2 separate regions of the Mus musculus genome follow, and region 2 is linked to region 1. A link is a contact called in ENCODE Hi-C or POLR2A ChIA-PET data. All regions are on one chromosome and are shown on one strand. Each heading gives the region's core, a stretch centred on a gene start or an enhancer-like site at or near the end of the contact. The rest is flanking DNA. Distances are from core to core; before and after follow the strand shown.

What was found. Hi-C counts contacts between places; a loop is a spot of excess contacts on that map. ChIA-PET counts read pairs that join two places held with the same protein, here RNA polymerase II (POLR2A).
Region 2: a map of left cerebral cortex shows a loop between it and region 1 (4-fold over the local background). The contact joins the enhancer-like site here to the promoter of Sipa1l2 in region 1. A Hi-C loop is called at or near these places in 2 of 37 maps with a recorded cell type or tissue (Patski and left cerebral cortex). POLR2A ChIA-PET finds 5 or more read pairs at or near these places in 2 of 5 experiments (Patski and embryonic stem cell).

The regions. Positions count from the first base shown.
Region 1 is chr8:125,567,920-125,572,151 of GRCm38, forward strand. Sipa1l2 (signal-induced proliferation-associated 1 like 2) reads right to left here and starts at 1,944. Exons shown (of 22, transcript NM_001357372.1): 1 at 1,736-1,944.
Region 2 is chr8:125,252,294-125,256,525 of GRCm38, forward strand. The region is part of intron 12 of Disc1 (disrupted in schizophrenia 1); the gene reads left to right. Among named protein-coding and RNA genes, the nearest start is that of Gm30713, 130 kb to the right of the region's middle. Within about 2 kb of position 1,963, at least 1 of the 3 ENCODE cell types and tissues checked has a DNase peak (open chromatin) inside an H3K27ac peak, as active enhancers do.

The sequences.
Region 1 (4,232 bases), core at 694-3,193:
ACGTTATAATTTAAGCCAGCCAAACCACAAGAAATAACTATAAAGCCAAATTTCAATTTCTTCAGCTAATAAGCCTGCCTACCACCAGGGCAAGACTTGGGCTACCTGTGATGTTTTACTTGTAGAACAAAAGTAAGGAAAATGAATTGGGGTGGAGCAGAGCACACCTGTCATCCAAGCCAATCATGAGGCAGGGGACCACAAGTTCAAAGTCTGTTTGAGCTATAGCGTGAGGTCAGCCTAGGCAGCTTAGTGAGCCTCTTTCAAAATAATAGTAAATGGCTCACTGTTTTGAAATAACAATAAATGAGGCTGGGAATGTAGCTTTGTGGTAGGGTGCTTGTCTATCATACCCAAGCCTATAGGTTTAATTCCCAAATCCGACCCCCTGAAAAAAAAAAGTACTTAACCCAGAATGTAAGAATCTGCTGTGGCCACTGATCGGTTAACTAGAGGCACTAGTTTAATGACTAGACTGTACTAGTCATTAAAAAGCCGTGCTGGGAAGAGACAAGCCAGATCTCACCAGGGGAGAAGGAAACGCAGAGGTCCGTGACACAACCCTCAGTATGACTCAGGCAGACGCACTCAGCTACAGATCTTCCTCAAATGCTGCCGGTCAACCCTTAGGCATGAACAGCCTCACACGCGCCCAAAACTGAAGATAGACTATTCTTCCCCCCTCCCAACCACCCTCCACCCCCTGCAATAGATCCCATTGCTGCCTGTTCCGGAAACCGCTCCAGCTAGCCATAAACAGCATGTCGAAATCTATGCAGCTCTTATCACCAAACCCACCCAAGAACTCCACATTCTCCAAAGACATCAAGACCTCCGCGATGCAGAGCCCAGTAACAAGCAGCTCGCTCATTCGTAGTCACCTCTGGTCGCTAGAGATCAAAGCCCACTTTCCATATTTGAAAAAAGAAATATAATAACCAGTTTAAGCCTTACAGGGGAGTACTATGTTTCAAATAAAGCAGCAGTTTGGGATAGTTTCTTCCTTTCATTCCAATTTGTAAGACGTTAAATAAATAAATAAATCCCAGCCTAGACTGCAGACGCAGGAAACTCAAGCGGGCAGCGGACTAAAATGCCTGTCATAAGAAAGCCATCTAGTGTTAAAGTTTAGAAGTGAAACCGCAGACAAAAGGAACATTTCTGGGACTATTTTGAAGTTACTGGGGAAAACCAATGAGAATAACCAAGACGCCCCGTTTTCTGCGGATGACTTGGGTTTTGGGGTGTTCTGCATTCTGCCTTTCCCCCTCGCTGTTTGGCCTTCTTTCTCAAAGCCATCCTTGCGCAGACCGAGGCAACTCCAAGCAGAACCCGAAGCGCCTAAGACCTGTTTTGACCAAAATCAGGTATCGCCCAGCCCCAATTCGTGAGGACGCACTTGCTGTCCGTTCGCCCGTGCTGACGTTGGCCCGGACTGAATTAATGTAGCCGAAGATGGTTAATGACGACAAACGTCTCCCCAAGGGGTGACGCCAAGTTGTCCTCGGCTTTCGCTCTCCGGGAGACGAGCCGAAATTGATTCTCGGGATTCTGCGACCAGGCTCAAATGAATGTGCCGGCGCTGCCGGTCGCTTCCCGACCGCGGTCCTCACCCGCGGAGACGCGAGCCCGCGCGTACAAAGGAGCGGGAGTCCCGGGGGAGCGGCCCGCAAGTTGCGCGCAGCCGGGCAGGTCCGGTCCCTGCGCCCTGCACCCCGCACCCCCCGGCACGCACCTCGGAGCCGCGGTCCTCTGGACCCCGCCAGGGCCGGCGCGCAGAAGCCAGGGCCTCGCCGCCCGCCGCCGTCCCGCGCTACCCATGGGCGCGCTCCCCGCGCGGCCGTTGCGCCCGCGGCTCGAGCTGTCGCCAGGCGCCGCGCTGCGTCCTCGGCCGCCCGGCTCCGTCTGCAGCCGGCTCCCGCCGCCGCCGCCCGCCCCGGCACCGCCCCCACGCGCTCCGCCCCCGCCTATTGGCCGGTGCCCCGAAAGACCCCACCCCGAGCGCGCCGCCCCCTCTCATTGGCCGGTGGCCGGACGGTCCCCGCCCCTAAAGCTCCGCCCACGCCCATTGGCCAACCGGACAGGCCCCGCCCCGAGCGCTCCGCCCACGCCCATTGGCGCGCCTCCTGGCCAGACTCGCCCCTCGCGGTCGGGCGCGCGCGAGCGCGAGCGTCCTCGGAGAGCGATTCTCCAGGTCGCGGCGAGCGCGAGGCCTCGGCTTACGGGGACAGGCGGCCGGCTTCGGAGTGCTCGCGAGCCCGGGTGCCCTCGGAACGACCGGTGCTCTCCGGGTGTGGACTCTCATTCGTACATGCTCGCACCATGTCCGGACCCTTGAGAGTCACCACGGCCTGGCGAAGCCCGAGGGACGGACTTGACGCAAAAGTGCAAGCTGTAGTCGCGCGGGCCGGGGAACCTGAGCCAGGAGCGATGCACGAGCGGGCCCACGCCTGCTCTCGGTGTTCCGGCCCTGTCTACCCCCTTTACCCCCAACCGCCGGGAGCCTCACCTGCGGCCGGCTGCAGAAGAGCGGCGTTGGGCTCTATTTTGAGATGCACGGGCAGGAGGAGTAAATAAGGCCGGAGCAGGTGGCAGAGCTGGCTCCACCTTACGTCCCCAGAGTCCTGAAATGGTTTGTTTGGGACTTTGAACTCCTCCCTGGAAGAGATAATGTTAATAATGTTATCTCTCCTTCCCTGTCGCAGTGCTTCCTACTACGAGCACACATCCTGGTGAAGTTTAAACAGTGGGTCCCCACCCAAGCTGCATTTCTCTGCGTGCACATTGTCCAATCTCTTATATATCATTTTAAATACAGGTGTAATGCGTAGGAATGGGCCTTGTAAAACATGCCAGCAACCTGTATATGACATTATGCTCCTGAGATTTCCAGGTTTTGAGGTCTTTCTGGATGGTCTCCCTATACCTACCGTTTGCAGAAGTTGTGTATGCATTCCACAAACATGAAGTCTGAGAAAAGTCCTGTGCTGCAGTGCTTTCTGGGAAACTTTTTACCAGACCCTGCTCTGTGCTTGGGGGTGAGGTGGGGGAGGGGGCAGATTAAACCGGGGCAGAGACTGTGGAATACAGCGCCAGAGAGGAAGGCAGGGCGTGGCTGCGGGCTCAGGTATCTTACAGAAACAAATATAAAATGCCTCTTTTGGCGAAGGTACGGAGATTGCTGGGGTTTCCAAGAAAAATACCAGCCATGAGGCATTCAACGGAGCTTGTCTAAAAGCCAGCGTGAGTCAGATTCCTCAGAAGTTAAGGGCGTTCTCTGCTTTTGCCAAGGACCTGGCTTCTGTACCAGGCTCTCAGTGGCAACTTACAACCATCTGTAACTCCAGGTTCAGAGGATCAGAGGCCCTCTTCTGGCTTCTCTGGTCATTGCAGCCATGCTGTGGACATACATGACTTCAAGCAATCTCTCAAGCAAATGAAAGCTAGAGTGAGCTACCATAGGTTCGTCATCTCCTGTTACTGTCCTGCGAGCCTCCCTCTCTGCCCTTCAAAGGCCTCATTACCCTGGGAATTCTTAAGAAAACAGAATCTAGGAACTCTCGCTCTCCAATTCTAAACTTTTTTTTTTAACTTCTGATGAAGTAATTCCTACATCAGTCTTTTTTTAAAGATTTATTTATTATTATATGTAAGTACACTGTAGCTATCTTCAGACACACCAAAAGAGGACACCAGATCCTGTTACAGATGGTTGTGAGTCACCATGTGGTTGCTGGGACTTGAACTCAGGACTTTCGGAAGAGCAGTCTGTGCTCTTAACCACGGAACTATCTCTCCAGCCCCCTACATCAGTCTTAAGAGTTCAAAGAGGGGCTGGAGAGATGGCTCAGCCTTAAGTGCACTGGCTGCTCTTCCAAAGGTCCTGAGTTCAATTCCCAGCAACCACATGGTGACTCACAACCATCTGTAATAGGATCTAATACCCTCTCTGGCATGATGGTGTACATGCAGATAGAACACTCATACATTAAATAAATAAATCTTGAGAGAGAGAGATCGTTCAAAGAGGTACCAGCCAATCTGCCTGCTGCTTGCATCTGTTTACCTTTTAGCTTAGTAAAGCCAGTTTGGTTTCCTTAACAAGCCCCAAGATTTGACCTACGAGGATACTTACAGAGCATTAAAGTTCAGTGGCTAACTTAGTGAAGATATAGGGTGCCACCTTTATTTCCTCCTTTCCCTTTTTACTCCAGCCTTTCCGATAAAGCCTT
Region 2 (4,232 bases), core at 713-3,212, 320 kb before region 1:
ATTCAGAAGAGTTCTGATGAGCGGCCAATCGTGGCGTCAGTGTATCTCATGGTAACTTTACATCTTCCCCCTGCTTATGAACTTAGCAGGATGTTCCTTGATGTTCCTTGAACGACTTCTGTTGCCATTTCCATGGTTTGTTTGTTTGTTTTTAAATCCTGTTCTGCACAGTGCCCTGCCTCTTCCAAGTGCAGAATGCAATCTGCAATTGGTCCAGGAAGCAGGAGAAGGAGGTAGTGTGTTAGTAGATCACACAGACTTGAACTTTCTAAGGGACAGGCGTCTATGAAATAGGACAGTGATTATTGCCAGGTAATGACACAGAGCCAAACACTGTGGTGGGGAGGGTTGTCACAGGATTTTCCCTGTCCAATTACATTAAGTGCAGGGGAGGCCTGTGACTGGACAGGGAAAAGGGAGGCAGATCAAAGAGTTACAGAGACAGAGAGGTCTCAGGAGGAGAGAGGAGGAGGATGGAGGCTGACTTGGTGTTATCAAAAGGTTAGAATATTTGGGTTAAAGCTTTATCATTATCAATTAGTTCTGAAATTATTTATTGCCATCTTGTAAATTGTGCAATATTGATACATAAATCTAATTGGTTAACTAGAAGCTTAAGAGTCTTGATTTTACCGGTTACTGGGTATCGTGTTATCAAATTTTGAGGATGGTTATTGGAATGTGGGACAAAGCGGTGGGACCCAGCTGGGACATAGTGTTGTGGTCCACCAGTGCTGGTACTAGAGTGGGAATGTGGCCCGACGGGGTCAGAGAGTTGGCAGGTTGAAAGAAGCAGGAGTGTGGAGAGTTGGCAGGTTCATTAAATATTTCCCATAACAGTGGGGTTTGTCCCAGGTCTGCTGGGGTGGGGAGGTTTTGGGACAGCTGAGTGGGGTGTGGCTCATGATCCAGATCATGGTGAGAGGGCATGACACCTGATGATGCGACCCAGGGAGATGAGAATTTGTGGTGTGGCTTCTAGCATCTTTAGTGGCTCAAGAAGTAGAGATCTCAGGCCAAAGGTAGGGGGTGTTAGACCAGGATTAGGACCCTTGGGGCCTGTCTTTGTTAGGATTTTACTGCTGTGAACAGATACCATGGCCAAGGCAATGTTTACAAGAACATTTAATTGGGGCTGGCTTATAGGTTCAGAGGTTCAGTCCAGTATCGTCAAGGAAGGAACATGGCAACATCCAGGCAGGCATGGTACAGGAGGAGCTGAGAGTTCTACATCTTCATCCGCTGGCCTCTTAAGAGAAGACTGACTGACTTCTAGGCAGCTAGGAAGTGGGCCTTAAAGCCACACCCACAGTGCCACACCCACTCCAAGGCCACACCTCCTAGAAGTGCCACTCCCTGGGCCAAGCAAATACAAACCATCACAGGGCCCATCTTTGATGACCCGCTTACACCAATCAGGAGCTGCCTCTTAAAGGTTTCACAATTCTGCCAAACAGCACTACCACTGCGAACAACTGTTCAAGCATTTGACCCTGTCCAGGACATTCCATACCATGCCACTAAGAGTAGAAAAGTGCTGGGTTGGGTACTGAGTCAGCCCCTCCTTAGATAACATCTACACCACAAACACACATTTATCCCAGCTTTCCTCTGAAATCCAGCCCATGTTCTGTGTCACTGAACGAGAATAATACATAGAGTGTGTCTTTAATCTGAAGTAGCACTTGGATTCCCGTATTACAATGGGCCCAAGACAGGAAGCCGTGTTCACAATGCTCCGTGGGGTTCCACAACAAATAAAAGCTGTTGTTTCAAATTAGAATTTATCAAGGCGTCCAAAGAGGCTGCAGGAATCCCCCAGCCAAGCTCTGGCTGGTGTGTGTTTTCGTTTGTGATCAAAGGCACAATGCTGAGCGCTGCTGAAAGAAAAAGCTCGCAACTAATAGCATAGAAGAGCAGCCGCAGTGAGGGTGGCATCTCTCTTGATTCTGTTAAGCCGGCTGCCAGGACCCACTGCGCATGCGTAGCAGACGATTGCTGTTTAATCCAAGTCCACACTGGAATGTGCTGACGTAAACCCACGGGGGACACCTTTCTGGAGGACTTGAGTCCCGGATGCTGTGGCTGCCCATTCTTCCTGGGGTTAGAGCCCCCTTATCGTAAGCCACACGCCTGCAGGAGCAAAGCAGGTGGTGTACCAGCGAGCCATACACAGAGGGGCGGGCTGGGGACAATACTGCGGGGGCTTCTAAACCTTCTGAAGAGTTCTTGCACAGTCTGTCGGTGTCAGAGCCACAGCAGCCTGCTGGGTGGTAGAGGAAGGCTGGGCTGGCAGATCTGGGGATGGAGGAAAACAGGCTGCCTCTTTGTCCTCCTGGCAGGCTTCCTGAGTTACAGGCATTGTGAACAACTCAAACCATCAGCCAGAGGTGACCGCTTGCTCGGTTAACTGGGAGAGCAGGCGGTGGGGAGGGGAGCGTGGTGCCTCTGGGGAGAGGACGGGGCTGTGACTTCACTCTAGGCATGCTGGGGATCCATTAGCAGTGGTCTGAACCTGAGGGATGATTTCACAGGTTCTGGATTCTAATTAGCAGCTCCATTCCAAAATCCCCCTTGAGTCTGTGTAACCGTTCCTCCACGTCCGGAATGCCTCCATTGGAAAGCTTTTAGGCTTTGGTGAATTGTTAAGCAGGACTTGTTTTTCCCCTCCTTTTTTTTTTTCCTCTGACTTCCATAGCTCACTATAGGAGGAAAGGATCATATCCTGGCATCTCTCAAAGCCCCGGGCAGCTCTGCCAGCCTCTGCTGAGTCATGGATGAGCAAGGACCAGGCTGATTCTATTTACGTGGTATTTGCATCCCTGTCCAGAAGCCTCTTGGGAGCCTATTCTCTCTGCTCATTGGGAATGCACGGTGCCCAGTTGATTCGTCTTGCTAGTCTTGATGGCATGCAGAGACTAAATGTATCCAGGCTCATGAATAAACTCCACAGCCCCAAAGGGCTCCTGTCTGGTTCCACTTTCCAGTGTGTAGCCCGAAGAGGCCAAGGTAACAGAGCTGAGGGGCGATTGCCCTGTCTCCTTGGAAATGATCTTTTGCTTCTAAAACCAAAGAGCAGGAAGGACGGACATCTGTGGAGACCTTCAGTAATTTATAGTGGGGGAGTGCAGATCTGGGCAGGCTGCTCTCCGAGGCACCACTGTGCTCAGCTGATCGAGGGTGGCAGCCTTGTGCTTCCTTCTCCTTTCTGCCAAGGTCTGGGTACAAAAAGTTGGAGCAGACAATGTGTGCAGAGCAAGATGACTCTGCTGCCCATGGGACACAGTGTGAACTTAGCATGAGGCTGGTGACACGGTCTCTCTGTGCACGTAGCAGGTCCCTTTGCCACCAGTGGAAAGGGGCTGGGTCAGGTGTCTGTAGGTCCTTGGTGTCTTACTCAAAGCATCGAAATTAGTAGATACAGGTTTGCACAAGTAGCAAGAGTGCTTTTTTTTTTTCACCAAAAGGCCAGAAAATGTGTGTTCAAGAATGAGAGTGGACATCATGAATGTCAGTACTCAAAGGCCCTGAGGGTTCCTTTCATGGAGATAGAGAGTGGGAATTCAGTTTCTAAGGATGTCCTTTGTGTGGTTCTCTATTTTAACTACATAGTTTAAGTTGTATATTCTTCTCTCTCGTCTCTTCTCATAACACATCTGATGTCAAACATATGCCAGGTTACATATAGGCCTACAATGGAAAATAGGGGATTCTCCCCGAAGGTGCACTTGGAGGACACAGTTTGCTTTATTGTACATGCATCTAAAACCAGTCTAGCCCCTCCTACTGGGATAGTTGTTAAGGAGATGAGAAACTGATTTCATTGTTCAGAGAGGGTGGTGCCTGCAGCTCTAGGCAAGTGGGGGTTCTAGGTTGGCAATAGATTATCCAGTGCATTATTCACAGGGATGGATGCGCGTATCACTTGTAGGCGAGAGTCCTTTGCTGAGAGCATTGCTAGAAGAGAGCTATATGCACAGCCCAAGCCAAGTGGAGTCCTAGGTTGTTAAGTGATTCCCTATGCTTGCCTACTTTCTGGGTGTGTGTGGATAGGGCTTTTCTCCTGACTGCTCCTCCCCCCTACACAGGTCAGTTTTCTGCTGTAGTCCACATTGACTACAGAGGATCATGCATTGCCTTTAATCCCAACAACCTGGGAGAGTTAGACAGGAGGTTTTCAGGTTCAAGGCTAGCCTTAGCAGCTTTCTGAGATTCTTTCTCATAACAAAATA